Regions from separate parts of the Mus musculus genome. Here all the other regions are linked to region 1. The links are chromatin loops, found by intact Hi-C in ENCODE. Cell type or tissue: heart. All regions are shown on one strand. Each heading gives the region's core, and the rest is flanking DNA. Links, peaks and the distances in the headings are about the cores only. Region 1 holds the start of Fam193b (family with sequence similarity 193, member B). Region 2 holds the start of Ddx46 (DEAD box helicase 46). Region 3 holds the start of Caml (calcium modulating ligand).

Region 1 (10,710 bases), core at 1,689-9,688:
CTTACTTTCCAGAGATATCCAACCATTAGACTAGGCTCTGAGAAGCTTCTCTGTCCAGCATTCCCTGGGTTACCATATCCTGGGCATCCAAACAAGCAAGCATCTACAGTTATAGCTACCATTGTGCTACGTGCCTGACAAGTCTGACTTGTTGGTCCCTAACAGTAACCAAGTAAGAGCCTGGACTCACTTGCCAAATGAAGTTGGCAAGAGTGCACTGGGTATGATAGTATGTATGCCAGACCTGGCCTGAGCTAGGACCAGGGAGTCAGCACTGTGAGGTATCCAACAGCCACATACTGTGCAATAAAGATCACACACAATATATACCCTTAAAGTGATTTAATTAAAATGGTCCCTACTCTAAAAATTTCTATGTACAGTAAGTAAAAGTGTTATGATTACAATCCCCCATCTATTATTAGACATTAAGCTAGTAACTCTTAGACATCTTAAGGAAGCTAAAAACTTTAAGTGGAGTGGGCAAGTCCTTATCATCAAATGTCATTGGCATTTTTGCACTGAGATTTCTTTCTGGCTTACAAAAAGAACTAGGTGGTTCTAGGCAGGGTGGCCCCTAGATCCTTTCCTCCCACTGGCCATGACCGTGGTGCAGGCTCGAGGCGGCAGGAGAAGGTCTGAGGATAGGAACCACCTGGACCTTCTGTGTATCGAAAACAAAGGCCCTGGTTACAGAGATCATTTTGAAGCTTGCTGAGTGAATTAAACATAATGAAATGGTTTCAATAACCGTACTGACTGATCACCTCAGCCAGTTCCTCAAGGGAACAGATTTCCTCTTAGCACTGCAAGAACCAGGTCTCTGGAGGCCCTTCACACTAAACTGGACTGTCCCAGGAGATGCTGGAGAGACGGGAGGGGAAGGGCAGGATGAGCTCACCGCCAAGAAGCCCAGGCTCCTTAGCATGCCTCCTGGGTTCTAAGCACGCACACAGGCTGCGAGCTGAATGGTTAGGACCAAAATCAGCTGGTACAAGTAGTAGGTAAGGCTGGCTTTGGGCACACTACACAGGTCCTGCCACCATCCTAGGCTGCTTTCACATTCTCTTGTTGACAAGGCTCAAATAGGGAAAGAAAGCAGCTCTGAGACACAAAGCGGGAGGTGGGGAGGGGGGAGTTAAATTCAAGTCTGTCAGGCTGTTCTCACGGCCTCCTTGGACTGCTCTGAAGGTCTGTGAGCTGACCTGCCTCCGCCTTTCCACCATCCTTTGCTAATAGAACAGTACCTATTTAAGCTTTATCTCCAAGTAAAAGGGTTGGAGGATTTGGGCGATAGACCAGATTTAGTGAGCTAGAACAACTGAAAGGCCTTTTGGGATCCCAAATAATCTTAAGAGATTGTATCTGAAAGTGTCCAAGTCACACGAGTGAGCTAAGAGCTACAGAGAACCAAGCTGGAGCCAGGCTACCTAAGGAAGCACTGCCACCCAAGCACTCAGGATGACTTAGAGAGACGCGGGTTCAGCACGAGCAATGCTTCAGGATTCTAAGAGGCACAGATATGGGTATGAAACATCCTCTGCTTCACTTTTTCCTATAGTTATCAAAATGGGTGATGTAGGCTAGGCTGGCCTGTAACTTGCTATATAGTGCAGACTAGCATTGAATTCAAGGCTATCCTCCTGCCTTAGCTTCCCAGGCGCTAGAATAGAATTACAGGCACAAACTACTGCCCCCCTGCCACACAGTTGCTTCAAAACACCCACTTACGTTAAGAAAAAAAAAAAAAAAAAAAAAAAAAAAAAAAAAAACAGTGTATGGGTTTTGGATCTTAGAATAAGTCTGTGGGCTGGATGTAGTCTTATTTGCCACCCATAGACTTGGTTCAGCAGGTAACATTGAATTTTACCTTTCATATTCACTCTACATCCAGACAAAAGTGAGGGGGGTTACAAACCAAGATCCTTAAGAAAGATATGACAGTAGACAGAGCAATGTCCAGCCTCTACCCTGACAACAAGAACTTTTGACCAGAGCACAAAAAGCTGTATCTTGACTCTCATTTCTACCCTTAGCAAAAAGCGGAGTCCAATCAGAGCTGGTCTTTCAGCTCCCTTGTGTGTGTAAGAGTGAATTTTTACTTGATTGGAGTTTTTTTGCCTCTTGTTTGTAAGTGGGAGTCATTTGGGTAAATGTTTAATTGCTGTGGGTTTCTGTTTTCCCATCTGAGAACGGGGTAATTGTAGTTATATCCTCTAGTCTGTTTACTAATATCTGTTAGTCACTAGGACAGGGATCTGGTGACTAGTTGACAAAGCTCCTGCACTCTACAGTGTACATGGAAAAGCAGACAAAGAACCAGATCAGTTGGCTAATGCATCAAATCAGTGCTAGGTGCTGAGGAGAGCACAGGGGAGGTGGGAAGGGGAGGAGGAAGGTATGCGGGCTGGAGAGATAGCTCAGCGGGTAAGAGCACTGACTGCTCTTCCAGAGGTCCTGAGTTCAATTCCCAGCAACCACATGGTGGCTCACAACCACTTGTAATGGGATCCGATGCCCTCTTCTGGTGTGCCTGAAGACAGCTACAGTGTACTCATATACATAAAATAAATAAATCTTTAAAAATAACAAAATAAAAGTAAGGTATGCTAACCATCCTAGGTCTTTCTTTATAGACAAGAATCTATAAAAACCTGGATCAGAGGTACTAATGAAGGTTCAAATTTGGGACAACTGCATTTCAATGAAACTGGACAGTTAAGACACCATCCAAACTTTCTGGGCTCTCTATGTGACAGGGGCTCTAGAGCACTGTATGTCTGAATGGGAAAGAAAGAGGAAAACAGACAGCTAGCTGCATGGTTCTCTTCTAGATAACAACACTCTTTGGGGGCGGGGATGGGGGGTGGTCAAAACAGGTAAGAAGGGGAAGCAATGTCTGGTTGAAATGGAGACCCAGCAGGAGCACAGGGCAACCTGTGACAGCCTAGGCTGCAGAGCGGGATGTTGGGTATGCTTCTGACATCCAAGAAGTTGAGATACTTTCATTAATTAAAAATCCTCTCACCGTGATACGAGACACAAAGGAGACCAGCATCAAAAGTAGGTTACAATAAGTGCAGGTTCTAGCCTGATTCAACCTTCCCCTCCTTCACCTAGTTACTTCTCCATAAAGGCAAAGCCTGGGACAGGCGTGGAGGAGCCCACGAAGGGCATCCTCCCAGCCCGTGGTGTTCACTGTTCAGTGCTTGGGACAGACACATCAACAAGTTTCATCACAGAAGGAGTGGTGCCATTGAAGGGAAGCAAAGAGGGTGGTGGGCACAGAGGGGGCACTTGGTTTAACTGGGGAGGTCAGGGAAAGCGTTCCAGGAATGGTACCCCAAATGGCATCCCCACTCACATGCACAATTCCAGAGATTCTACTAGAAGGCTGTCAAGAGCCATGCCTTCAGGCTGCACCAGCCTCCCAGAGTCCCCTGCTGCCCGATGCAGTGTCTGCAGAGCCAAACGCATCTTCCGCCACGCCTCGTCCTCATCCGGGCGCTGCATCCGACCCTCCAAGACTCCTGCAGGGGCCTGCCTTCCTTGGCAGGCTCAGCCAAAAAACCAACTCAAAACTCTTTTGTCAGAGCAAGCTTAGGGTGAGCCACCCAGCCCCGGGTGCCACAACCCTCCCTGAGCAACTGTGGCCCACGCCACCCCCGCCTCTCCTGTTTGCTCCTTTTTGCTCAAAAGAAAGTGACCTTCCAGGTGGCAAGCTGGAAGCTTCCGAGAATCCTCCCAAATACTCTTAGTCTCGCAGGATTCACCAAACTAGTGGACTGGCGGGGGTTGGAGGTGGGAGTGGGGGCTCCTTATGGGACAGGAGATAGGAGGAGAACAAGGGTTTCCTCTTTAGTGGAGTTATTCTAACAGTCTTTGGGGCCGCCAACTGTTCTGCTGGGTAGGGAAAGGAGAGAGGTCCCGGAAGGCAGATGCAGAGAGGTACAGCTGTTGAGGGTAGCGGCTGCAGACCGTGCAGGGGAAGGGATGAAGCTGCTGGGGGCGGGGGTGGAGGGGCGCACAGAGGCTGCAGCCTTGCAGGTTCCAGCGCCCTGAGATGATGGTCTTTTAGGGGCTAGGGGATAGGGGGGAATCAGGTGGCTCCAAAGGGAAGTGGAGGGCAGAGAACTAAGCGGTGGTCTCGGGACCTGAGCGAGTCCCAGAGAGCATAAATGGTCAGAAGATTTAGCTCCGGAGCAGGGCCTGAACGGGTAGCTTTACAAGGGTCGCAAGAGGGTTGGCTGAGCTTTGGCTTTGGAGAGGGGTCCAGCTTCCACTCCCGGCAAGCGGGTTGAAAGCATCTGCCCCGGACTTGGGATTTGGTCCCAGACCCACAGTATGGTCCATGCCCACTCCCGCCCCACTCCCGCTCCCGCTCTGGGGAGGTGTAAGCAGCCCGGCAGTCGGAGTCGTTTTGCTCGATCCTACCTGAGGGCCTGGAGCCAGCTTGGGCTCTTCTTCCTCTCGGGGACCGTCGCAATCCAGCTCGGCGGGCACCTCCGGGGGCCCTGCACCGGCTCCCGCTTCCAGGCTCGGCGGCGGCGGCTGCGGCTCGGGCGCCTGGGGCTTCTGCAGCCCCGCGGCCCGCGCCCGCTCCCGCCGGCCCGCGCCGCCGCTTGGCCTGCTCCGCCTCCGAGTCATGCTGCCTCTTGCGCCGCTCCCCCGCTCGCTGGCTCCTCTCGCGCCTCCGCCGCCGCCGCCGCCGCCGCCGCCGCCGCCGCCGCCGCCGCTCCCCTCACAGGACAACAGCCAATATGGCGGCGCCCGGCGCCCCTCCCCGCCTGCTGCCAACAGGTCAGAGGGCACACTCAGTCCGCGCCGCCGCAGTCGCCACGGAAGCCGCCAGCGCCATTTTTAATAAGGCCACCTCGCTGGGCTTCGCAGGAGACCAGCCCCGGGCGAGATCCTGTCCTAAGCACTAGTCCGAAAGGCTGCGATCGGCTGGAGAAACACATTGGGCTCTGTAATAGCGGGCCTAGGAGCTTAATTATCCATTAAATAATGAGTGAGTTACTAATCTTTTTGCTGCGAACTTTTCACGCTCATCTCTTGGCTCCTCCCTAAATCACTTGGAAACAGGTACGAATTATTCCCATTTTGCAATGGACAAGCACTGGCTGCAAAATGCCTACCATAGATTCCTAGATATCATCCCACCACACCTGTGGTCAGCCTGAGGCGAAAGAATAGGCAGGTCTTTACTTGTCGTTTACTGGGAGCCCCACGTTCTGTGCTCAGAACTGCAGGACCCAGACTCAGGTCGTTCTTGAGGCTGATGGGGAAGGGGGTCACTTAAATAGATAATAGGATCGGCGTGACAAGGATGAAATGATTAAAGCACATACTCTGGCAATGTTTTTTTTTTTTTTTAAGTGGTATGTGCGAGAGAGGTCTTTAACCCACAAAGCAAAATTAGAAATGTTTTAATAGCTCAGCATTTTAGTTGTTAATATGTCATCTCCACCCATTTTCTTCCCACAGGGGGAGAAAAATTCAGGCACATGGAACAAAAAAATATATGTATTTTTTTTTTAAGTTTCCAATGCTGTCTTATGCCTTGTCGAGTGAAACTGGAACTTTTTAGTAGTTACACGTGGAATTTATATTGATAACATCAATCAGAACAAAATCTGAAACTTTGACTACCAAGAAGTAAATCAATTTTTAAAAATTGCTCTATTTATCTTATTGTTTTAATAGGTATGTGTGTGTATGTGTGTGTGTCGGTGGGACTGGGTTAAACTTCTTTGGCCTAACTTGCTCCATCTTGAAGTCTGTCCTCCGTTTTGCATGGCCCCAATTCCAAGAAAAACCACAAATGTTCTAGAGTCTACCACTCAGGGAAGGGGAGGAACATCTGGCCTTTTCTCCAAGATCCTGAAACAGTTGCCACCCTTCTTTCCCTGGAATACCTAGGGGCCACCACAGACCAATCAGGAACCAGGACCTCTGGAAAGCCCCCTAACCACAACCAACCATGGTAAAGGTTGCCTAGACCCTCACCCTAATCTTCCACTTCATACCTGGTTGTGGTTTTCTGCTTTAAAAGGCCTGTGAGCCCACTTCTTGGGCTCATTGCTTCAGCTCCCGAGCCTAACTGCATCTCTAGTCCAGCTAGATCTCTTGGTGAGAGTTTCCCTTGGTGAATAAAAGCTGCTTTTGTTTGACTTTGGATTGTGGCGGCCTGTGCCTCATTATTTGTGTGACCTCAGGCCCAACATTTCTGTGTGTGTGTGTGTGTGTGTGTGTGTGTGTGTGTGTGTGTGTACGCGCGCGCGCGCATACGTGTACTTGTGTGTCAACTTGACACAAGCTGGAGTTATCACAGAGAAAGGAGCTTCAGGTGAGGAAATGCCTCCATGAGATCCAGCTGTAAGACATTTTCTCAATTAGTGATCTAGGGTGAAAGGGCCCACTGTGGGTGGTGCCATGCCAGGCCTGGTAGTTTTGGGTTCTATAAAAGAGCAAGCCAGTAAGCAGCACCCCTCCATGGCCTCTGCATCAGTTCCTGCTTCCTGACCTGCTTGAGTTCCAGTCCTGACATCCTTTGGTGAAAAACAGCAATGTGGAAGTATAAGTTGAATAAACCCTTTCCTCCCCAACTTGCTTCTTGGTCATGATGTTTTGTGTAGAAATAGAAACCCTGACTTTAATTTATTTTTAGGATTTATTTTATGTATATGAGTACATTGTAGCTGTCTTCAGACACACCAGAAGAGGGCATCGGATCCCATTACAGATGGTTATGAGCCATCATGTGGTTGCTGGGAATTGAACTCAGGACTTCTGGAAGAGCAGTCAGTGCTCTTAACTGCTGAGCCATCTCTCCAGCCAATGATTAATTTTTATTTTTTGGGTTTTGTTTTTGTTTTTTTTTTTTTGGTTTTTTGTTTTGATTTTTTTCAAGACAGGGTTTCTCTGTATAACCCTAGCTGTCCTGGAACTCACTTTGTAGACCAGGCTGGTCTTGAACTCAGAAATCTGCCTGCCTCTGCCTCCCGAGTGCTGGGATTAAAGGCGTGTGCCACCACGCCCAGCACGGCAATTCTTGATCAAAGCCAGCTATGGACCCTCAGTGTCTGGAAACAATGCTTGTGAGAGTCTAAATAAGACAAAGCATTAGAAACAGTTAGCAACAGTAATTTTACCTGATAGCTTCCATAACTGTTCTTATTATATATACCTTACTAATCTAAGAGAAAGTCCTTTTCTAGACTAAAAAGGGGCAATATTGAGGATGTTTTTGAGCACTGTGTATTTAAGTGATGAATTCTGTACCCAGAGATCCAAATGTAGTCCAGAATTGGTATTGGCATTATTATGAAGCATTTCCTGATTTGGTATTTTGTAAAACACTGCCCTCCATTATTTTCTGATTGGTCATTAAAGAACTGGACAGAAGAGAATAAGGCGGGACTTCCGTACCCTAAAAGAGGGAAGGTCTCAGTTGACCACATGAGGACTCAACATGAGGAATCAGATGGAGGAGGTGTCAGAGTCAGACCAACATGGTAGGTAATGCCATGTAGTGGGGAAGTTGTAGGGATAAGGTCATTGTGCACTGTGTATAAATATTCACCTGTCAATAGAAAAGCCTTTTGCCAGTTAGCTGAGGCAGAATTCAAAGGTAACACACCTGCATGGGAGAGAAAGAATTCTGGAAATGAATCAGGTACATGAGAGATTCACCCAAATTCTGAGGAGACAGACACATAAATCTGAGAAGCAGGTAAACAACCATGTGGCTCTAGAATAGAATAAACTGGACTATTGAGATATGAGCAAGTCAGGGAACCAAGTGAAAGTTATTGATCTATATAAAAGAAGTTTCAGAGTCATCGTTTCTGGGAACAAAGCTTGGGAAAAAACAAAAACAAAAACTCTTAAGGGTATATGGCGCCCAACATGGGGCATGGAATGCAAGCTTAGAAAAGTCCCAGGTGAGAGGCAGTGCAGTTATATTTGGCACTGGATGTCGGGAAAGTACTTACAAAAAATCTGAGACAGAAATCCAAACTTAAAGTTTGGATGAGAAGAGAAACGAGTGTGCTCAGGATACAGAGCAGTTTCTTAGTTCTGTTCCTTTAAGAGAGAAAAAAGTCGTAAGAGCAGCTGGTAAAAAAAAAAAAGAAAGAAAAAAACAACCAAAAAAACGGTTGCTTAGCAACACAGTTTCTCAGGAGGTCAGGTGTGGCTAGCTGCAGAGAGAAAAAAAAAAGACAGCGGAGGAAAAAACACAGAGAGGCTCATTTAAGAAGCCCCACTGGGGTTGGAGGGATGACTCAGCCAGTAAAAGCACAGACTGCTCTTCCAGAGGTCCTGAGTTCAATTCCCAGCAACCACATGGCCCACAACCATCTGTAATGGTATTTGAGTCCCTATAAAGACAGCTACAGTGTATATATATATATATATATATATATATATATAATCAATTAATTAAATGCTTGGGGGGAAAAACAGTTCTTCAACCCACAGATGGAGAGTGGGGTGGTCAAAGGGGTTGGGAGACAGCAACAGAGTCCTGAAATGTGAGCATGTGCTGGCCCTTTTCATGCCCACCTGACATATGCTGGGCTGAGGAGATGTCAAGATCAACTTCCCAGAGAGGGGAGCAGGGGTCAGGATCTAAGAAGACTCATATCCTGGTTACACATGGAAGTCATAAACGAGACAGAGACCAAGCCAATGACAGTGCAAGGTCTGAGCTAAAAGCGGAAGCCATAACACAGCCACAGAAGACATATGAACACAGCCAAACTTTGGGTCAAGTAAAATTGTGATTAAATGCTAAAAGCTCAGAATTACAGGAGGTGATTGAGAAGTCCAGGGAAGCATATTTGGGTTAGAATAAATCAGTATCTGCCCAGCTATAGTGCTCAGAAGTATATAATAAGTATACCAGGTCTCTGTGTCATTGTTTTGGGCAAAGGAGGGCATAGAAAAGTCCCTAACCCATTACACAGTACTTGCCTATTATCCTATGCAGGAAGCCCTTTGTGCTTTGTACCATGGAGGGAAGTGACAGAGCTTTTTGATAATTTGGTCCTGAGAAGAACTCCAGTTTCGTGTTGTTGAAACAGATTAGCAGGTCTTCTAGAACAGTGTGGTCCATGTAGACATCCTTTGCTGTCCCAAATGTTTCTGCTCTGCTGGAAGGTAAAACACAGAGAGCCCAAGAACCACATGGCTCTGAGATGGGACAGAGTCCCAAAGGAAAGGTATCATGAGACACAGGAGCTCAGGAACCATACTCTGAGAGTAAGCCTCCGCAGCAGAGGCATTGAAGCTCTCAAGAGAGGGGATCCCCAGCTGAGCTCAGGAGCCTCAGCCATCCTCCTCCTCTTCCTTGCTGCTTGCTTCTTCTCTTCATTGCTTCTTGGCTTCTTGCAATAAGAGAGTCACACCAGGCAGCAAATCTCATGAAAGAGATTTGTTGGGAGGGTCCAAGGTATGGAGGGTCAAATCCAAGGGTGGTTGCCCTTTGTTCCCGGGAACAAACAGCAGAAAATTAAACAAAGGGCGGGGCTTATATAGTACTTCTTAGGGGGCAGAGCTACTCAGAGTAGAGATTTCCAGGTTGAAGATTGGTGGGACTTCAAGTCCTGAGCTTGCGAAGCTCAGGGACTGGTGGGAATTCCTGTTCAGGGATTGGTGGACTCTCCTGCTCAAGGATTGATGGATTTTTGTGCAACGCTCTGTGGGGCTGCTTGGGGAGACTGGAGAGGAGGCGCTGATGCCATTGAGGACAGCTCCTATGTTGTAGGTTGAGACAGGAAAGAAGGTGTCACCACCATGGACAGCTCCTCACGACTACAGTAAGCTGAGGAGGGAAGGGTTCTGCTAACATAAATAGCTCTTGAGGGCAGCTTCAGCTGAAGGGAGAAAGGTGATGAACCACCGTGGACAGCTCAAACAATGGCTACAGACTAAGGGTCTGTCCTGGTGCTGTCATTTTGACAAGAGCCACCATATTTGTTTGTTTGTTTGTTTGTTTGTTTATTGTTTTTTTCGAGACAGGGTGTCCCTGTATATACCGGGCTGTCCTGGAACTCACTCTGTAGACCAGGCTGGTTTCGAACTCAGAAATCCATCTGCCCCTGCCTCCCAAGTTCTGGGATTAAAGGCATGTGCCACCACTGCCTGACTAGCCTTTTTATTTTAATTCTGATAGCCTTTTATTTTCCATCATAGCAAAACTGATACCAACCAACCAACAAAGGTTTATATATGCTCAGCCCAAGAAATGGCACTATTAGAAGGTGTGATCCTGTTCAAGTAGGTGTAGCCTTTTTGGAGTGGGTGTGCCACTGTGGGTATGGGATTTAAGACCCTGATTCTAGCTGCCTGGAAGCCAGTCTTCTTCAAGAAGCCTTTAGATGAAGATGTAGAACTCTCAGCTCCCACTGTACCATACCTGCATGGATGCTGCCATGTTCCCACCTTGGTGATAATGGACTGAACCTCTGAACCTGTAAGCCAGCCCCAACTAAATATTGTCCTTTATAAGAGTTTCCGTGGTCAAGCCGGGTGTGGTGGCACACGCCTTTAATCCCAGCACTCGGGAGGCAGAGGCAGGCAGATTTCTGAGTTCAAGGCCAGCCTGGTCTACAAAGTGAGTTCAGAACAGCCAGAGTTATACAGAGAAACCCTGTCTCGAAAAACCAAAAAAAAAAAAAAAAAAAAAAAAAAAAAAAAAAGTTT
Region 2 (10,710 bases), core at 1,050-9,049, 62 kb after region 1:
TAGCTCCAGAGAGCCTGATGTCCTCTCCTGGCACGATGACAGTTGCTTGTGCCCAGGGCTGAACATGTACTCAGAAGGAGAGGACACAGAGCATGGTGCTGTGTCCAACCCTCAGCACACACACAAAAAAGGAAAAAAAACAAAACAAAAGAAATCAAAACCTATTAACCTCATCAGCCTGTGAACCTGTATTTTCTCCCCTCGAAGCCCCAAGTGAGGAATATCTAACCCAAAGTGAGCTTTCATAGTCCAAGTCTCTTGTTTTTCTTGAAGAAACATCTACATATGGTTTCTTCAGCTCTCACTCTACCATCCACAACTGCAGTAGATCTTCCTTCTCTCTTTTTTTTTTTTAAAGATTTATTTCATATATATGAGTACACCGTAGCTGTTTTCAGACACACCAGAAGAGGGCATCAGATCCCATTACAGATGGTTGTGAGCCACCATGTGGTTGCTGGGAATTGAACTCAGGACCTCTGGAAGAGCAGTCAGTGCTCTTAACCACTGAGCCATCTCTCCAGCCCTCTTCTCTTTTTTTAAGTTTATTTATTTGCCAGGTGGTGGTGGTCCATGTTTTAATCCTAACAGTTGAGAGCCACAAGCAGGTGGATCTTTGAGTTTGAGGCCAGCCTGGTCTACAGAAGGAGTTCCATGTTAGCCAGGAACCCTGTTGATAGGGAATCTTGTTTATTTGGTTGTTTTGATACAGTTTCTTTGTGTAGTCCTAGTTGTCCTAGAACTTACTCTACAGACCAGGCTAGCCTAGAACCTAGAAATTCCCCTGCCTTTGCCTCCCAAGTGCTGTTATTAAAGGAATATGCCACCCGCATCCGGCAAGAATATCCTAGTATGAGTCTTTATGTGGACATAAGCTTTCATTGCTCTTGGTTAACTATATAGCTTTTTATATATTTAAAGTTGCTGAGTTACCAGTAGCTATTTAGTGATACTAAATAAATAAATTTTAGAGATCACCTTTGAATTCCATTAAAAAACTGAATCTGGGGGCTGGAGAGATAGCTCAGCGGGTAAGAGCACTGACTGTTCTTCCGAAGGTCCTGAGTTCAAATCCCAGCAACCACATGGTGGCTCACAACCATCTGTATTGAGATCTGACACCCTCTTTTGGTGTGTCTGAAGACACCTACAGTGTACTTATATATAATAATAATAAATAAACCTTAAAAAAACAAAACAAAACAAAAAAAAAAAAACTGAATCTGAGGCTGGAGAGACAACTCAGTGGTTAAGCTTCTATCACACCAGTGCCAGGGCATCTGATGGCCTCTTCTGGTTCTGCAGGCACCAGGCATGCATGTGGTATGTGAACATACATGTAGGCTAACACCCATACACATAAACTAAAGATAATTTTACAAAAACAAGACTAGTGGTGGTGGCGCACACCTTTAATCCCAGTACTCCAAGGCCGAGAGGCACGCAGATCTTTGAGTTCCAGGACAGCCAGGACTATACAGAGAAACCCTGTCTTGAAAACTTAAAAGAAAAAAAGCCTAGTGTCAGGGGATAGCACTCTAGCAGGAGTGAGGCTCTGAATCTGAACCTAGCATCTTGTGGATCTGAGCATCGTGCTTAGAGCCTATGAATCCAGCCATTGGGAAGGGGAGGTAGAAGGGTCAGTAAGTCTTCGACGTGTAGCAAACTTGAAGCCAGTGTGGGATCTCATATGAGATATATGTGGGATATCACATATGTGGGATCTCATATGTGAGACTCAGCATATGATATCATTCTCTGCTGCTCTGACAGGACGCTACTCATCTCTGAAAGCTTCTTTTCTCTCTCCTCTGAAACCCTTCCCTATATGTTTCTGTATGTGGTGATATACTGGACATCAGAACTGCCAGATCCCTTCCCTGTGCTTTGTTTACATAAGACACCAGTGCAGTCTCTGTGCCATTTGGATCCCTATGTTACACACTATCATTTCATTCATAGCCTCATATCCAGTTTTATTTTTTCTCATTTTTTTTACCCTGTTGTCATTGTGTATCTCAAAAGTTGTTACTATGTCTTGTTTCCAAAATGACACAGTTAATTAATTAGGGACTTTCTACAGGGCCCTGGCTGTCCTAGAACTCACTATGATCCCAGACTGGCTTTGAACTCACAGAGATCTGCCTGTTTCTACCTCCCAAGTGCTGGGATTAAAGATGTGCTGCATCTTGGCTAGGCAAAATGACATAGTTATAAAACAATTTTGCTGGGCATCCTGATGTCTCCTATTGCCTAATAATCCTCGGATTTACCTATTGTGCCCAGTAAGTGTTGTCATGTTATTGTTCTGACAGTTCATTAGCAGTTTTGACAACTGAGGAGAGACGGCATCTGTCCTGTCTGTAGAGCGCAGGCGTAGTCTGCTGAGAGCAAACGATTAACTTCCCTTTCATCTGTACAGGGCGAGAAGAAGGTGAAGACGACGGTGCTGACAGCTGCGCTGTTGCTGTCTGGGATTCCCGCTGAGGTGATCAACCGGTCCATGGACACCTACAGCAAGATGGGCGAGGTCTTCACGGACCTCTGCGTCTACTTCTTCACCTTCATTTTCTGTCATGAACTGCTTGATTACTGGGGTCCTGAAGTACCCTGAAACCCGAGGAACTTAGAAGTTTACAAATGACAACAACTTCTCTTTTACACTGCAGAGTCTCTAAAAGGGGCAACTTGGTTTATACCTTCATCAAAATCTTTGGCTTTACAGAAATCCAATGTAATCGTTTCCCTGATTTAAAAGGGTTGACTTTGTATCAGTACTGGTCTGAGTAACCAACTAGGTTAACGAACAGCACTAACGATTTCTCTTGTTTAATTAGAAGTCCAATCTTCCACTTTTCCTCTAATGTCTGAGATTTGTAATCCCTCTTGTAGGCCCAGGCTAGTCCTTTTAGGCGACTAGATAGACAGGTCTCAGCCTGCCTAAAAGACTGCACTTTGTATTTCTGTCATTCCTTCCTGAGAAATGAAACCATCCTCAAAATAAAAGCGAATGGAATTAGATTGACTAATAGAAGTCTGTACATTTTATTTTTAAAAATTTGAACACAAAGCCTGAAAGAGGTAGCTAGATGTATCGTTTCTTGAGTCGATGTACACGTACATATTTAAAGGGAGACGTGGTTACAGTTTGTACCCGTGGGCCGTAGTGGAGCTTGGAGACAGGATGCCTGCCTAGCACTAACGCTGACGTTTGAGGGGTGGGCAGTTACCCAAGTATTTATACGTTATTTTTTAAAGATTTATTTATTTATTATAGGTAAGTACACTATCTGTCTTCAGATACCCCAGAAGAGGGCATCAGATCTCATTACAGATGGTTGTGAGCCACCATGTGGTTGCTGGGATTTGAACTCAGAACCTTCGGAAGAGCAGTCAGTGCTCTTACCCACTAAGCCATCTCTCCAGCCCTATGCATTTTTTTAAAGGTTTATATTCTATGCATCTTGTATTCATCTCTTTTTTGTTTAGATTTAGTTTTATTTGATGTGTCTGCGTGTCCTGCCTGCATGTTTGCCTGTGTACCTTGTGCATGTCTGGTACTTGCAGAGGCCTGAAGAGGGAGTCAGATGAATCCCCTGGAGTTGTAAACAGTTGCGAGCGGCCCTGTGGGGACTGGGAACTGAATCAAAAGTCCTCTGCAAGAGCAGACAGCAATTGCTCTTAACTGTGTACCTGCCTCTCCAGCTCTACCAAAAATGTGCTTCTCTAGTCACAGTCATAGTTGGGAATTTTCTCTTGTACATTCTCACAAGTGTGTCTTTGTCTTTTGCCTTGACTTTCTGTGCTGCAACCAAACTCAGGCCTTGTGCACACCAGCTTGGTGGTCTGACATTGAGCTACATGTCTTTTAAGATTGTTCCTATTAGATTTATTCATTTTATCTTGTGTGTTTTGCCTGCCTGTATGTATTTATACCATATGTGTGCTTGGTGCTTAGGGAGGTAAGAAGAGAGCATTGGAGCCCCTGGAATTAGAGTTATGAATGGTTCTGAACCACCGTGTCTGTAATGGGAATCGAACCCAGATCTTCCGCAGGAGCAACAAGGGCTCTTTACCTCTGAGAAATCTTTTTAGCTATGCAGAGTATCTTTTAAAACCAAACTCGAACAGAAATGTTAAATTTGGCTGGGCAGTGGTGGCACACACTTTTAATCCCAGCACTTGGGAGGCAGAGGCAGGTGGATTTTTGAGTTCGAGGCCAACCTGGTCTACAGAGTGAGTTCCAGGATAGCCAGGGCTACAGAGAAACCCTGTCTTGAAAAAAAGAAAAAAAAAAAAAAAAAAAAAGAAACCAAAATTCTGGTCTACAGAGTGAGTTCCAGGACAGCCAGGGCTACACAGAGAAAGCCTGTCTCAATAAACAAAGAAAACAAACAAACAAACAAACAAAAATAGGCCAGGCAGTAGTGACGCATGACTTTAATCCCAGCACTTGGGAGGCAGAGGCAGATGGATTTCTGAGTTCGAGGCCAGCCTGGTCTACAGAGTGAGTTCCAGGACAGCCAGGGCTACACAGAGAAACCCTGTCTCAGAAAACCAACCAACCAACCAACCAACCAGCCAACCAAAAACCAATGACCGCACCTGCCAATGGTGTGATGCATGGCCCCAGGCATCCAGGTGTTCTTCTAGAATGCATTGTCTGTTCCTTTTCTGGTTTTGAGTTTGTTTTAAAATAGTTGCTCAGTGGTTCCCTTTATTAGGCCTAATTGGTTTTCATGAAAACATCCTTTTCCTAGGAAGGCATAGACGCCTCCATTTTTTGCAGTCATGAAGTTAGTCTTTTGCAGTCTTGGAGGACCTCTGTAGGTAGGGAATCTATTTGCTCTTGCTTTGCTTTGTTCTACCAAGGCCAGGTTGTCTTTAATCTGATTGGTCATTTGAGGTGTTTGTAGGCATAGGAAATCCTTTGGGAGGGCTTCTTTGTTCCAGTATAGGGGTAAGTTCGGTAAGTAAAACACTTAAAGGACAGGTCAAAATGTGAATATAAAGATAATAAGCAGAAATGGAGTGATCCAGACAAAGAGCCAGAGCAAGAGGGAGGCCCGTGCTTTTTGTCTGGTGCCTTTGGGCCCCATTTCCTGAGCGGTTGAACGGATCATGTATTCCCCCCTGCCCCGAAAGCTTCCCAGTGTTAAGAACTATTATAATCCTTAGTGCAGTTTATCTCTGTTCTGTAGATTCTAAGTCTTCACATCTCATATTGAAGAGTCTTTCCTCTTCAGTATGATGCTCCTTGTGTCGAAGACACATCACTACTATTAGTTGTCAGGATCTGGCATACACATAAGTGACTCAGTACGGAGCATATAAGGAGACAGGAGCATTAGTTAATGCAGATTAAGGCAAACAGACACACTCCCTGGGAGAGCCGCAGGCTGCATTAGGTTCCTCGGTGGTCTGCAGCGAAGACCCTTTGCAAGGCTGACCTGGCTGATGGCACACTCCATAGCGCCAAAAAGGGCTGCGGGTTGCGCTAGAAAAGTAAGTTGTTGCTGCCGGCGCAGCCCGCGCCGCGCGGCCTCCAGTCGGTTGGTGGCGCTCTGGAGAAGCAGCCGCTTCCTTCCGCCCGCTCCTTCCTTCCGCACCCCGGCACCAGCACATCCTGTTTTCGTTGGCCACGCTCTGATGGCGGTCACTGCTGGAGCTCTGTCCATTTCGTAGGACCGGTCCTCGCTCGGTACCGTGAGAGCTTGCTGCCTCCCTCCTTTGTCCTCTTCATAGGCCTGCGCATCGTCCCCGAGGGCGCAGGCCTTCTGCTGGCCGGCAGCATGGGCCGGGAGTCTCGGTGAGTCCGCGGGCGAGCGGCTTCTTGGGCTCGGAGGGGAGCGAGCGGGTGGAGGGAGCGGCGCTGCGGGTAGAGTGCGGGTGGCCGCGCGTGTGGCTGCTGAGGACCCGGTCACCCGGGCTGTGACGAGGCGCAGCTGGCATGCAGGGCAGCCGATTGCCGTGAGCTTGCGACCACCGGTCGAGCCCTGAGCGGGAACAGTCCCCCTGACCCCACCCCGCCCATCACGGAGCCTCCCGCCTCATCCCCCGGGTCAACCCAGAGCCGGTTCACTCCCGTTCCTCTTCGTCTTCACAACATTGTTTGCCTCCACTCTGGGTTACTTTCGTGCGCACGTGGGCCTCTCTGCCTAAGTCATTTAGAAGGAGCGTATGCAGGCCTTTTTTACGCACCTGCTATATGTGCAGGACCGGCTTTTATTGGGTTACAACAAAAACACCTGTTCCATGGCCATTTATTCCGCGGATACATTTTGTTACTATGTTGCCTGCTTCTTTGTGAAACCTTTCACGCGGGCACCTTACGGTGTCTTCAAAACTTTAGGTTTTAATAACGGATTAGGACCTTGAGGTAGATGATGATGATATTATTACTACTACTACTATTATTATAATCATCATCTTGAAAGATGAGATGACTGGTATGTATGTAGCCAGTCTGAAAGGTACTGTGGTTCACTGTGTAGGGAGAATGAAAACTTGGCGTACTGGGTTAAAACTTAGGTTCAGGGAAACAAGCCAAGTGTGAGTGGAGCAGCTTGAAATTTTTGCAAACCAAAAAAACCTGTAGCATCTTCCGTATAAAGGGTGTATTGCCAGTGACCATGGTTCTTTTTTTGGGGGGGTGGGGGGTCCGAGACAGGGTTTCTCTGTATAGCCCTGGCTGTTCTGGAACTTACTTTGTAGACTAGGCTGGCCTCGAATTCAGAAATCTGCCTGCCTCTGCCTCCTGAGTGCTGGGATTAAAGGCGTGCGCCACCACACCCGGCCTGAATTACCTTTCTTGATCTTGCTGTTATAATTATTATATTTGTATTGCTGGAATCAAAATAACAATAAGACCTTGCCATTTTTTGACTTAGTATCTGTTGGATCCTGTTACTTTCAAGAGGAAATTCAGACTCCCCAGACCTTTCGCAGAAGGTCCTTTTCACCCATTTACCTGCGTACAGTTGACTTCCTGTGGTGCCTGGCTTCCGCTCATCTGGAGCTTTCTAGGTAGATCCTGAGAAGGCTCAGAAAGCGAATGGATTGTTGATTCCTAGTAATGGCAGCCTTCAGTGATGGCGAGGAAGGCTGCTATGAGCTGATGTCAGGGCCTCACACATTCGGAACATGGGCTGGACGACCATGGCCTCTCCCCTCAGCACAGCCTCCCTTTCCTGCTTATTCTGGTCCCATGTGGAGACACCCAGCCCTTCTCTCTTGCCCTCATACTTGGTATTTAATTCATAATTAAGATGAGTCAGTGCTAGTGTTTTGGGCTTCTATGTTTTATCTCCACTGGAGATCTTGGTATTTCTCAGCATCTACTCTCGCTATTCTGACCTAAGCGGGGCTTCTCTGAAGCCGGATGCTTGCTTCAGTCTCATGGTTTCTCTCCTCCTGTTGCCTCCTCCGTTTGATCTGTTCTGTGCTCAGCAACAAGACAATACTTTCGTTTTTATAGATACAAGCTGCGCTTCCAACTGCCAGAGGCACTGCCTCCACCCCTGAGTGCTGGCATTGCATACCTGATTCTTGAGTGATAACTTTAAAAATAGTCATGCTTAAACATCTTCCGGTAACTTTTTCCTTTTTTGTTATTTATTGTAAGAATATTTACTCATGGGGCTGGAGAGGTGGCTCAGTGGTTCAAAGCCCTGGGTTTGCTCCAGAGGATCCAGGTTCAATTCCTAGCATCCACGTGGCTCACAGCTGTCTGTAACTCCAGTTCCACGAGTGCGCGCGCGCGCACACACACACACACACACACACACACATTTGTCCTCAGGTATATACATATACATATACACATAAATTAATTAAAATATTTATTTAGAGATGAGAACATACTGATCTTAGCCTGATTGACATAGTGATCTTTCCTCAGTAGCTTAGACACCTTAATAACACTACAGGGGGCTGCTGCCATATGTGGCCCTATAGCTTTTTATCTTACTCGGAGTAAAAGACAGTCATTGTAAGACCCGGTGAGGTTCTCCATATCTAAGTATTTTGCTATTTCTCTGATCTTGTCTCGTGGTGCTCTCTTGAGTTCTTCTCTCCTTTCCTCCCCCCCTCCCCTCCCCTCCCCTCCCCTCCCCTCCCCTCCCCACTTCTCTCCTCTTCTCTTTCCACTTCTCTCATCTTTTCTTTGAAACAGAGTCTCACTGTGTAGACTAGACTGCTGTGATCTCAGAGATGCGCTTGCTTCTGTCTCCTGAGTGCTGGGATTGAGGCATGGCCCCCACCCCTGGCCCACTGACTAGTTTGTGTAACTGTCTTCTTGCCACTTTTCCTTCATGTGCCGGTCTGGACTCCTTCCCATGAGTTTGCCCATGTGCCTTTCGCCTGGAAGGGCCCCTGCCTGTCTGCATGGCTCCTGCTTATGTTTCCTTCTGTGGTTTCTAAAATGTCACTTCATCTTGGCTGTATCTTTTCTGTGAGTTTTTTTTAAACATAGAAATAGACAGCCGGGCAGTGGTGACGCATGCCTTTAATCCTAGCACTCGGGAGGCAGAGGCAGGTGGATTTCTGAGTTTAAGGCCACTCTGGTCTACAGAGTGAGTTCCAGGACAGTCAGGACTATACAGATGCTAAGTTTGATCTTGGATTTGATACTGTTGTAGCCACTACCGAAAACGCTCAGCATCTCGAGGTCGTTCTGGAAGTCGATCGAGGAGTCGCTCACCCTCTGACAAAAGAAGCAAACGTGGGGATGACAGACGCTCTCGGAGCAGAGACAGAGACCGGAGGAGAGAGAGGTCTCGGAGTAGGGACAAGAGAAGATCTCGGTCAAGGGACAGGAAGCGCCTGAGGTAAGACGTCCAGTTCTGCAGAACCAGTGATACTGGGCCTTCCCGGATAAATTGGGCTTCTCCAAAGCTGTGTTCTAGTTTGGAAATTAGTGGCCCGTTTGTGGGCCTCCTGCTATTTTTTTTTTTAACCATTGTTTGATTAAGCACAGGACTTGTCTATAAAGAGAGTCTTAAACGGTATCTTTAAGCTTGGAAACTTTAGATTGTGTTTTCTGTAATCCAGAGAGAACCTTGAAGTCCCTGAGAGAGATAAAAGTAAGATAATATGCTCTGCTCGTGCAGATTTTATTTGATTCTGCCCAAGAGGGCTGACCCTTGTGTGAAGAGTGGCCACTAAAGCAGACACTGGGAAGAAACAGGGCAGAGTTTCTGTGGGCTCTCCTTGCTGTTTTAAGCTAATTTAATGACTGTTCTTAGATTTAAACTGAAAACCACTCCACTTTTCTATTTTCTATTTACTTACATATTTATTCACACCAATGTCAATAGTTACAGCTTTTCTCCATGAAAATGTCTTTAAAAACAGAACGCATGACAGTGTTAAACTAGGACTTTGTCTTCTTAGGATGTTGGAAGGTGAGAATGCTGTGGTCTTAGGACCTGGCACTCCAGAGAAGCAGTTACCCATGACAGTTTAGAGTGTAGGCTTGCTCACCTTCCTGTCATGTGTCCCTCAGACAGCTCTCACAGTTCTGTCAAGCGCTTGTTAAGTAAATCAGTTACTCAATAAGTAACATTCACGGTCCCCTCCCCCCAGTCCCCCCCCCTACCCCCCTCCCTGGTTTCTCTGTGTAGCCCTGGCTGTCCTGAAACTTGATTTGTAGACTAGGCTGGCCTGGAACTCACAGAGCTCCATCCTGCCTCTGTGCGCACCCCCCCCCCCCATATGCTTATCTCTGACTTTATGTGAGAATAAAATTGCAAATTTTAGGTCATGGATTTTGAGGCTGGGTGTGGTTACACATGTTTCTAATCCCAATGCTAGGAAGTCAGAGGCAGGTGGATCCCTTGTGTTCAAGTCAGTGAGACTCAAAACAACAACAGAAACAAGACTGGAGATTATATAGTGAATTCTTCATATTGTCTAGTTGAGGAACTTGGGATCCAGGGAGTTGGGGGTCTGCCCTCTGTCACGTGGTAACTAGCAGCTCTAGGGGAGAAGTGTCACCTCTTAGTCTTAAGATTCTGATCTTTGAGCCAGGTCTGTCTGTGTCCTTATGAAGGCCCAGGCCTCCCCTCGGCAACACTTCCCCCTTGCTGAGATTAGGAGTTTGATTAGCTCAGCCAGTGACCAGGGCTGAGCTGCAGCTCTAGCTGGAGACTGCCTGAAATTTAAAGTATCTGTTACAGCCTGCTGTGTTAGCTAAGGTCACTATGGGAACTAGTGTCCTCCCATTTCCCTCGATTCTCGTGGGAACTGGCGTCCCTTGTTTCCTGTTTGGCTGATTTGGTAGCTAAGTGAGGCTCTGTAAGGCCTCAGCAGTGATCATAATTGTAAGGCCTTTTCGGGTTGGGACAGTCACGGTCTGCAGTAATTCTCTTTGGCCACAAAATAAAAGAAAACTCTTCCCGTCAGGCGCTCCAGAAGTAGAGAGCGAGACAGAAGCCGAGAGCGGAGAAGATCTCGGAGCAGAGATAGAAGGCGCTCAAGGAGTCGAAGCCGGGGCAGGCGGTCCCGGTCCTCCAGTCCTGGCAGCAAAACCAAGAAGACTGAGAACAGGTAACGCCGTCCTCAGACTGCGCCTGCTGCTACAGGCTTTGACGCTCGCTGGGAAGTGTTGGCAGAGTGTTTATTAGGCTGTGGGGCTTATGTTTCAGTTGAGAATAGCAGATTCTATTGTTTTTACACTCCACACTGAACCCTTATTTCTTATTTATTAAC
Region 3 (10,710 bases), core at 1,254-9,253, 51 kb after region 1:
CTAGCCTTCGAGGGCACTAATTCAGGCAGGCTAAACACCCATACACTTATATAATTTTAAGTAAAAAGAAAAGGAATTATGTCCAACAAGAACAAATTTGAATACAATTTAAGATCTACTGGTGTGCCTCAGTGGTTCTTAGCAGGTGCTTGAAGTCCAGAAGAAACTCAGGACAAGAGGCTGTGATGCGAGCCGGGCGTGGTGGCACACGCCTTTAATCCCAGCACTCAGGAGGCAGAGGCAGGCAAATTTCTGAGTTTGAGGCCAGCCTGGTCTAAAGAGTGAGTTCCAGGGCAGCCAGGGCTACACAGAGAAACCCTGTCTCAAAAACAAAACAAAACAAAACAAAACAAACAAACAAACAAAAAAAAACAAAGAAAAAAAAAAGGAAAAAGAGGCTGTGCTGCTTATTAGCATGCGGAAGTGCTGGCCTCCAGACCCGCTCAGTACCACCACTACCTGTAGCTCTTCTCACCACCTACCCAAAACTTCAGCTCTCAGGTTCCCTCCCTCAGAGCTCCGCGTTAAGACCATGCTCCCTTTCCTTTGTCTTCCTCTCTTGGCCTCCTCTCCTGCCTCTCACTTTCCTTGTCTTCCTTTCTTGCCCAACCTACCCCTTTCTGCTCATGGCCTGGTCCAGTCTGCTGGCCATATTCAATTGACTACGTCATCTCTCTGTTCTGGGATCCACCAGATGTCTCTGGCTGTTCTCTCCCTCATATCCCAACCACACCTTTGGTAGATGGAAATGGGTGCCAGCATTTGGGGGGACTGGGGTTCCTGTAAACCTGATAGGTAAAGACTTGCACAGCAAAGTAGCTAGAGTAGAACTAACATCTCTAGGTTGCCATTGTGTCCTTTGTTGAGTCTTAGACAACATCCTGGACAGGGCGGGCTCTAGGGAGAAAGGCATAAGGGCTGTATTTTGACTGTTGGGGTCTTCATGTTTTGTAGCTATTTCTTTCCAATTGGAGCTTTCCTTGAAGATGAGAAAAGCTCTGGAAACTCACAGGCCCAGGAAGCTCAAGAGTGTGATAAGAGTCACAAGGACCCTTTCCAAGGTTGTAGAAGCAGTAAGAGCTACTGGGGACAGGAGACTCCCTCTCATAGTGCACACTGCATCCAAAAACGGGGCTTCCATGAGTTGATATCATGCCGCAGGGCTTAGGCGGCTGATGATGTCACCCATGCTCTGTGTGTGACCACAACGGGTTCACTGGCTCACTAGGCTAGAATTGGGTACAGTCATTTCTTTGGTCAATTATTGGTGCTTTATCTGACTAAATAGGTGTCTGCTCACATCTCCCCAGGGAAATTCATACATTCACTTCCCTTAGCCTTCATCTCAATATGTAGCACAAGCCGACTTTGAACTTGAGGTTCACGTGTCTTGTTTCAGCCTCATAATTCTGGGATTAAAGATGTGCACCATCATGCCAGGCTATCTGTTGAATTATTTTTTCCAGCCTTTTGGCAGTGATGTGAAGTAAGGCCATTACTTCCCCCCCCCCCCAAAGTGAGATAAGGAAGAGACAGAGGCAAAAGCCATGAAAGCTGGCAGGGACTGCTTCTCTAAGTACTCAAAGGCCAGGCAGGAAGGGAGCATTTATCTCCTGAGAGGAAGTGTCTGCAGGACTTGCAAACCCTGTGAGAAAATCATCACAGGAGCTGGACTCAAACACCGCCCCTAGTACACTCAGCACAAAAGTTGCGAGTTGAAACCAGAGAGTGAGACTTTTTTTTAAATTATTATTATTTTATTACTGGGTATTTATTTCATTTACATTTCCAATGCTATCCCAAAAGTCCCCCACACCCTCCCACAACCACCCCCCCCACCCACTCCCACCTCTTGGCCCTGGTGATCCCCTGTGAGAGTGAGACTTTTAAGACAGTGACGGTCAAGATAACCACTTCCATTGTGTTGTTTCCTCTCTGACCTTGAAACTTGGCATGTGTTTCTCAGAAAGAGTTCCCTAGTTTTTGTTTTGTTTTGTTTTAAGATTTATTTAATATATGTGAGTACATTGTTGCTATCTTCAGACACACCAGAAAGAGGGCACCGGATCTCATTACAGTTGGTTGTGAGCCACCATGTGGTTGCTGGAAATTGAATTCAGGACCTCTGGAAGAGCAATCAGTGCTCTTAACCACTGAGCCATCTCTCCAGCCCCTTGTTTTGTTTTTTGAAAGAGGGTTTCTCTTATATAGTCCTGGCTGTCCTGGAACCTGCTCTGTAGATCAGGCTAGTCTCGAACTCAGAGATCTGCTTGCCTCTCTGCCTTCTAAGTGCTGGGATTAAATGCATGCTCCACCATTGCCAGATGGCTCAGTATTTTTTAATACAGACAGAATTGGGGGCTGGAGAGATGGATCAGTGTTTCAGAGCACTTGCTGTTCTTACAGAGGATCCAGGGCCTGTTCTTAGCACCCACATGGTGGCTCACTGTCTATAACCACAGTTCCGGGTGATCTGACTCCCTCTTCTGGCCTCCACACATACCAGGCACTCAGCACAGGAACAGGAAGATGCCTCTGAGTTTGAAGCCAGTCTGGTACATAGTGAGTCCCATGCCAGCCAAAGCTGCTGAGTGAGATTCTGTCTTAACCCCTGACAAGTGACACCTCCAAACTCCGATAAAACAAAAAAAAATTCTCTAATTAAACAAGGCATAGAAGGGGTTTTATGTTGGCTTTTTTTGTTGGGGGGGGGTGTATTTTTCTGTTGTTGAGAAGAAAATAATTTGCTTGGTCTACATAGTTCCAGGACAGCCATGGTTATTTAGAGAGGAACAGTCAAGAGAAGAGAGAGAGAGAGAGAGAGAGAGAGAGAGAGAGAGAGAGAGAGAACTGAATGAGGAGACTGTATGAAGAGGGATGACTTGGTGGTAAAGAGCATTTGTTGCTCTTTCAGGGGACTGGAGGTCAGTCCCAAACACCCACATCATGTTAGCTCAAAACCATTTATAATTATGTATGTATGTATGTATGTATGTATGTATGCATGTGTAAACTCATATTTAAGGAATGGTATTGAGAAGGATAAAGAGTGTAGCCTTGTTGGGAGTGTGTCACTCAGAGATGGGGTTTGAAATTTCAATAACTCACAGCAGGCTGAGTCTCTTTCTCTTTCTCATGGCTTGCAGATCAGGATATAAGGTCAGTTACTGTTTCAGAACCTTGTGTTATACTGTACTTTCCAACATGATGATCACGGACTGATAACCCTCCAAAACTCCAAGCAAGCCCTAAGTAAAAGCTTTCTTTTATAAGAGTTGCCTTGGTCATGGTGTCTCTTCACAGCAATAGAAAAGTGACTAAGACAGCAACATTGGCCATTTAGGTGTTTGTAAAGCTGGTGGACATACCCATGCACCAGTTACTCTCTGTCCAAACAGAAGGAATGACGTAAGAGGAGAGACAGCTGTGCACCGGAAGTCAGGATAAAGTGAGGCAGACAGCAGTTTTTTGTTTCCTTCCTTCCTTCCTTCCTTCCTTCCTTCCTTCCTTCCTTCCTTCCTTCCTTCCTCCCTCCCTCCCTCCCTCCCTCCCTTCTTTCTTTCTTTCTTTCTTTCTTTCTTTCTTTCTTCTTTCTTGAGACAGGGTCTCAGTGTGTAGCTCTGGCTGTACTGATTGTGTAGACGAAGCTATCATCAAACCCACAGAGAATCACCTGCCTCTTTCTCCTCATTGCTTAGATTAAAGGCATGCACCATCATACCAGGCTAATTACCACTAGTTGATAATCTGTTGGTGTAGAACAAAATTCTGGAGCCACTTGTCTACTGATGGAATGCATCAATTGCATCTTGAGCTTCCATTTCGTACTGGGTGGGTGTGTTTCATTGCTTGGTTGCCCATCAAATGGGAACCTGATCTGCCTTGCTGACAAACACTGCCGCATATGATGGCTTTCATTAGTTTATTGCCTCTAACCTTAATATGATCACTGTGCTCAGGCCTGACCCCTTCCTTGGGTTTTTCATGGGCTATGGTGAGCTCTGGGGTGTCTCCTCAGCTGCTGCTTCACCAAAGACGTACCAGGTCTGATCTGAAAAGCCCAACAGCTGGCACACGCCATGTCAAATGGGCGGCTTCGCAGGGAATGAAACAGTTAATTTTAACTGCTCAAGCTTGCACTTCCCGAAATACTAAATCTGGCTAGTATTGAACGGTTTTAACTCTTCGCATTCCTTCAGCACGCCACCACTTGAGCTGGGGAGAGAACTCAGAATGAACAAGCTGGTTCAGACTGCAGGATCCTTTGTAATATATAATAATACCGCCGAGCGGTGGTGGCGCACGCCTTTAATTCCAGTACTCGGGAGGCAGAGGCAGGCGGATTTCTGAGTTCGAGGCCAGCCTGGTCTACAGAGTGAGTTCCAGGACAGCCAGGGCTATACAGAGAAACTCTGTCTCGAAAAACAAAAACAAACGAAGAGTATACAACCGAGCCCAGGCCCGTTGTCTGTTCCTAACGTGAGCTCTCTGGCTACCGAGGCAAGGCTGTTAGGTGTAGCCAGAGTCCGCAGTGTGACTCCCGGATTAGTAAGAAGGAGAGAGAGCTCTTTCTGCAGCTCCATAGAGAAGTGGACGGCCTGGGACTGGATAGTGGATTGAGGCTCCTTCGTTTGTTGTCCAGACATTTTCAGTAAAGAACTAGGATCACCACAGCCACCAAATCCCAGGGCCACGCTCCCGGAGAGCGTCGCACCCGCAATTACGTATCCAAGGAGCAGAGACGCGTTGGCTGGTAAAAAGCTCCCGCCGCTGCAACCTCCATTTTGCTTCCTGGCAGAGAATAAAATGGACCTGCTCCTCACTGTCATTTCACTCATCAGGAGGGCATCCGTCTCTTCATCTTCGAGAGCAGCTGTGAGGTAACCTGGTGGCGAGAAACCTGAGCACTGCGAGCCAACTTAGGAAGAGGGAACCCTTGAACTGGGCTTGCCCTCACTGAACATGGCGGCAGAGCCTGGCGCAGCCGATTAGCGCATGCTCACGCTTCAGTTCCCGCCCCTTAGAGGGCGGGATTACAGTGGGAGTGGGAGCGAACTCTGCGGCCCTGCCATAAGTCATCCTTGCCTTTACCGTCAGCCTGATCTAGACCGTAGAGAAAGCATGGAGCCGGTGCCTGCGGCCACGGACGGCGGGGAAAGACCCGCGACGCCGTCGGGCCTGTCGGCTTCTCAGCGGCGAGCGGAGCTGCGGAGGAGAAAGCTGCTCATGAACTCCGAGCAACGCATCAACCGGATCATGGGCTTTCACAGGCCCGGGAGCGGCTCGGGTGAGAGCTTCGGTTTCCCGTCTCCCGCCCACCTCTTTGAGTCTTCAAGCTCCTTCTGCCCACTCCAGCTCGTAAACATTTTGTCCCCAAAATGCATTCTGACCGAACTCTGTCACCGCTCCCTAGGTGACGACCCATATTATATTGTCGCTTAACCCCAGGACGCTCCTTGTTGCTTCCTATTTTCTTGGATCCTTGCCCGGAGGTCGTCTCCACCCTGGCTACAAAGCCTTCGTTCCTGAGTCTCTGTGTACGGTTATCTGAGACAACCCCTATGTTCCTGATTACTCGCCTTTCTTGAAGGCTGTGCATTTTATCCCCAGACCTCCCAGGGAGATTTTCCTATAAGCTCCAGATGCCTTTATTCCCAGTTACTCCCCATGACATAGCTTTTGCCTTTTGCTTCGTAACTCTCGTCCACCACATCAGTCATTACTCAACTGTTGGCTGGTCCGTCCGTTGTGGATTAGAGACCCTATTTCCCTATCTTGGTGGCTATGCTCATTGCTTTCAAAATTATCACCTGTCACACAGGTCCTCCCGAAAGATGTGATGTCCCTGCAGAGATTTCCTTTCATTACCATACATACATCACGTTTCAATAACTGCATTTGCCCTAAGAAAATTCATCTTTCATGCAACCTTGTGTCCAGGACACTGTTTTCTTGTGGACACAATTGAATTCTACTATGCTTGGCCTCTCTAAGTTTCGATTTGGGTGTTTCCTTTAGTAATTGGCTTTTTAGTTGCTCTTTGTGAGCTTGGTAGAACTCAAGAATTTCTCTGAGGCGTTAGAGATATAGTTCTGAACTTCTAGACAATATAAATGAGAGATATGGCTACCACTTTCAAAATCATCTGAAACAGTACAGAAAATATTTTTTTTGTAGTGATCATTCTGAAGATATTCTTAAAGTGTTGGTGTTTGTCTTTCTCAAGTCCCTTTCTTATTCTGTTCTTTTGCTTGAAAAATTTTATCATTTTTAGAGTTCTCTCTTTAAAAGCTAGAACAGCATCCTAAAAGTGCCTGCTCATAGCTGCCCGGGAACAGCAACAGTGGGTACAGGCGGCGCCACACCCTGTGCTCACAGTTAGAAATGCAACTGTAAAATAGAAACCTTGAAAGACTTCAATGATTTTGTATTTTTATCAGTATTAGCTAGTGAAAGAAACTGAGGCACACCTCTTGAGTATTTTGTCTGTGAAAGAGCTATTCTTTATTCCTTGGGACATCCCGTGCTAACTTTGGTAGTTTCTGTCCTCATTGTTTGAACTCCCCTCTGCCAGAGTGCTAGTTTTGCGGCGTTGTATTTTGAAGGTGAAGACGAAGGAGCTGGCTTTGTTTTCTGCATCAGTATTTGTCTGGATTCAGAGACCAAGTTCTAGCAGCAGTGGGAGTGTTTAAGGTGTTTGTGAATATGTAATACACAAGGCTTTATTTTTTCCCCCCTCAGAAGAAGAAAATCAAACAAAATCAAAGCCACAGGACAGTGACAAACTGAACTCCCTCAGCATCCCTTCAGTTTCAAAGAGGGTAGTGCTTGGTGATTCAGTCGATGGAGGAGGAGCTGACCAGCTCGGTGGTGTGGCAGAAGTCAGGGGAACCCAGCTGGGAGACAAACTGGACTCATTCATTAAAGCACCAGAGTGCAGTAGTAAGGATGGAGCTGAGCTCCGGCAGCGGACCAGAGGTGACCTGACAGCAGACCCGGCCCAGAGGGCTTCTCACCACGGCCTAGAACAGTACCTTTCCAGATTCGAAGAAGCGATGAAGTTGCGCAAACAGCTGATCAGCGAGAAACCCAGCCAGGAAGATGGAAGTACCGCGGAAGAGTTTGACTCTTTTCGAATATTTCGATTGGTGGGGTGCGCTCTGCTCGCTCTTGGCGTCAGAGCCTTTGTTTGCAAATATTTGGTAAGACAAGAGCTTCCAGTTATTAACTAGAAGAATGCAAGTTGAGTTGTCGTGATAGGGATTTCTTGCCAGCATTACCAGATCTATCATCAGGCTGTTTGAAAGTGTAGTATAAATTCTGTTATTATCCCAGTTAGAGAATGAGAGCCTATTTATGGTAATAACTAACATCTGTCTACATGCCAGGTACCACTTTATATGCTTGTCTTTTATTCATTGATTTAAATTCCATCTTTATGCACTATATGCTGCTTGAACCCACAAGGACTCAGATGAATTCTCTTACACAGCCGCTGACAGGTGGGGTGAAATACAGGCAGTTTCATCCCAGAACCGGAAGTCCAGATGCTTATATATACTCTGTATTAGCTAGTAGTTTTCCAAGTAGTTTGAGGCATTGAAATGTACTCCTTGTGGTTCAGTGTAGATTGGCATTGTCTATAGTTCAGAAAGGGTTTCTGCAGTATGTAATGTAGTAGCCTCATAACGACAGTTCCTGATGGGACGTAGAAGAGCGCAGAAAGACACAGTTACAGTTCAGTGTCTTGGTGAGAGCTTTTTTCAAAAGATCTATTATTAGTTTATTTTTGTGTTTTGCCTACATGTATGTATGTGTACCATGTGCATGCCTGGTGCCTCCTGAGATCAGAAGAGGGTGTCAGGCCAGGCGGTGGTGGCGCATTAATCCCAGCACTTGGGAGACAGAGGCAGGTGGATTTCTGAGTTCGAGGCCAGCCTGGTCTACAGAGTGAGTTCCAGTACAGCCAGAGATACACAGAGAAACCCTGTCTCGAAAAAAAAAACAAAAAACAAAAAAACAAAACAACCAACCAAACAAAAAGGTGTCAGATCCTCTGGAACTGGAATCGCAGGCAGCTGTGAGCGACCATGGGGGTGCTGGGAACTGAACTCAAACACTGTTACCCAACCAGCCACTGCTCCAGCCTCCCAATGTCTTGATTTGAAGTAGGACCATTCAATAGTCATTTTAAGAATGCTTACTGTATATTGGGTATGTACAAAACATCGTAAGGCAAAACAAGTTTTAAAATGTGCTTTATGCAGCCAGGCATAGTAGCTCATGCCTTTAATCACAGCGCTTGGGAGGCAGAGGCAAGCAGAGCTCCGAATTCAAGGCCAGCCTGGTCTACAGAGCAAGTTCCAGGACAGCCAGGGCTTCACAGAGAAACCCTGTCTCAAAGACAAAGCAAAACAATATAACAACAATAACAAAACCTCTGATTTTATGCAAATATTTTCTTAAATAGAATCTGTTCAACAGATTTGATTGTCTCTCTGATGATAAATTCTCACCATAACAGAGGCCAGATGATTTTAGTCTGCGAGCCAAGAGCTGCTCTTATTTAAGGGCTCTGTGCTGTCATGATTCAAAAGCTATGCCTGGTTTTTGTTTTGTTTTGTTTTGTTTTGTTTTTTGTTTTTTGAGACAGGGTTTCTCTGTGTAGCCCTGGCTGTCCTAGAACTCACTCTGTAGAGCAGGCTGGCCTTGAACTCAGAAATCCGCCTGCCTTTGCCTCCCGAGTGCTGGGATCAAAGGCGTGCGCCACCACTCTCGGCTTTGTTTTTTTTTTTTTTAAAAACAAAGATTTGTTTATTGTATTTGTGTGATTGTTTTGCTTACATATATGTATGTATACTCGTGTGTGCAGAGTACCTTCCCGGTCAGAAGAGGGTGACAGAGCTCTGTGGAACTAGAGTTATAGGTGGTTGTGAGCTGCCATGTGGGCACTGGGAATTGAACCCGGTTCTTTTGCAAGAGCAAGAAGTGTTCTTTCCCACTGTGCCATCTATCCAGGCCCAGTGCCTCATTTCTACGTAAGGATTTTTGTTGTTTTGGTTTTCGGGTTTTACTCATATCAGATATTCAGTTGTTTGTTTCTTGCCTCTGCCACAGGACAATGTTTGTTCCTTTGCCCCTTTGATGACCTTTTACATCTTAGTAATAATTATGTAGAATAAGTGCCATATTGATCTTTTTCCTTTTGTTGAAAATGAGATATCAAGCTGCCAAGCTTTTTTTTTTTTTTTTTAATTTACATTGGTGTTCTTGTATGTCTGTGTGAGGGTGTAAAATCCTCTGGAACTGGAATTACAGACAGTTGTGAACTGCCATGTGGGTGCTGGGATTTGAACCTGGGTACTTTGAAAGAGCAGCCAGTGCTCTTACTCGCTGAGTCATCTCTCAGGCCCCCACCCTACTCTGTTTCAAGAAAGCCAGGTTGTTGTTGTCAGAGGGATCTGTGGCTTCCCTCGGAAGCTGGGTTTATGCAGACTTTTAGTCATTTGTCAGTCTCCTCCAGGGGAGAGAGATGTTACTGTACCACTTTTTTTTTTTTTTTTTTTTTTTTGAATTTATTTCTAAATGTCACATAGGTCAAAGATGTCTCAAGAGAAACCTGGATATTTTTTTTTTAAGATTTATTTATTTATTATATGTAAGTACACTGTAGCTGTCTTCAGACACTCCAGAAGAGGGCGTCAGATCTTGTTACAGATGGCTGTGAGCCACCATGTGGTTGCTGGGATTTGAACTCTGGACCTTCGGAAGAACAGTTGGGTGCTCTTACCCACTGAGCCATCTCACCAGCCCGTTACTGTACCACTTAATGTTACCAAAGAAGGTAAGCTTTGGAGCCGGGCTTGGTGGCGCACACCTTTAGTCCCAGCACTTGGGAGGCAGAGGCGGGCGGATTTCTGAGTTCGAGGCCAGCCTGGTATACAGAGCGAGTTCCAGGACAGCCAGGGCTACACAGAGAAACCCTGTCTTGAAAAACCAAAAAAAAAAGGTAAGCTTTGGGCTGGGCTCTTTAGGGCACTTCTAGGACTCTGAAGTCTGAGGTAGCAGAATCATGAGTTCAAGGCCAGCCTCTATAGTCATGGTTCTCCACCTTCCTGCTGGACCCTTTAATACAGTTCCTCATGTTGTGGTGACCCCCAACCATGAAATTATTTTCATTGCTACTTCATAACTGCAGTTTTGATGCTGTTATGAGTTGTAATGTAAATATGTTTCCTGAAGGTCTTAGGTGCCCCCTATGAAAGGATCATTTGAACCTCAAAGGGCTTGCAGCCCACATGTTGAGAACTGCTGCTCTACATAATAAGATTCTGTCTCATAAAAAAAAAAAAAAAAAAGAATAGATTGTTGTGTAAGAGAACACATTTGGAGAGGGAGCACACTGAAAAATTACGTTTGAGCGTGTTTTATGGTTAGAGACTCAGACCATGTTATTAGCTTTACTCTTCTACAGAAGTCAGATACCCTCGCCTGCTGCACTAGATGTTTTTCTGTCCTGTTTTGCCTTTATAGCCGCTGTTAAGTTGATTTATCATGATACGAGTAATTCTACTGGAAATACTTAATTTTATTTTTTATTTTTACAGTCTATATTCGCTCCATTTCTCACTTTGCAGCTTGCATACATGGGACTATACAAATATTTTCCTAAGGTAAATTTTAAGTCTTTTCTTAATTATGATGTATTTA

Evidence for each region. Peaks named below come from ENCODE experiments on the same cell type or tissue, not always from the same donor. Only the 100,000 strongest peaks of a DNase experiment are listed, where the experiment ranks them.
Region 2: a loop joins it to region 1, with 5 times the contacts of the local background. A loop is called at or near these places in 1 of 42 quality-filtered maps.
Region 3: it touches region 1 in a loop (5-fold over the local background); 1 of 42 quality-filtered maps calls a loop at or near these places.

What each region holds. Positions count from the first base shown.
Region 1 is chr13:55,566,341-55,577,050 of GRCm38, forward strand. It overlaps Fam193b (family with sequence similarity 193, member B), which reads right to left and starts at 4,780. Exons shown (of 11, transcript NM_145382.4): 1 at 3,365-4,780. Gm31364 (a long non-coding RNA gene) reads left to right here and starts at 4,756. Exons shown (of 2, transcript XR_873486.2): 1 at 4,756-5,085; 2 at 7,396-8,135. In heart, for the core only: no CTCF peak of the experiment used is centred there; DNase peaks (open chromatin) are centred at 3,631, 4,471 and 4,841; H3K4me3 peaks cover 2,601 bases; H3K27ac peaks cover 2,289 bases.
Region 2 is chr13:55,629,387-55,640,096 of GRCm38, forward strand. Caml (calcium modulating ligand) reads left to right here. Exons shown (of 4, transcript NM_007596.2): 4 at 2,423-3,030. The coding sequence ends at 2,614. It overlaps Ddx46 (DEAD box helicase 46), which reads left to right and starts at 5,613. Exons shown (of 23, transcript NM_001282055.1): 1 at 5,613-5,809; 2 at 8,640-8,828; 3 at 10,405-10,548. The coding sequence starts at 5,793. In heart, for the core only: no CTCF peak of the experiment used is centred there; a DNase peak (open chromatin) is centred at 5,635; H3K4me3 peaks cover 1,789 bases; H3K27ac peaks cover 1,134 bases.
Region 3 is chr13:55,617,970-55,628,679 of GRCm38, forward strand. It overlaps Caml (calcium modulating ligand), which reads left to right and starts at 5,036. Exons shown (of 4, transcript NM_007596.2): 1 at 5,036-5,287; 2 at 6,742-7,202; 3 at 10,608-10,673. The coding sequence starts at 5,122. In heart, for the core only: no CTCF peak of the experiment used is centred there; a DNase peak (open chromatin) is centred at 5,022; H3K4me3 peaks cover 2,715 bases; H3K27ac peaks cover 1,590 bases.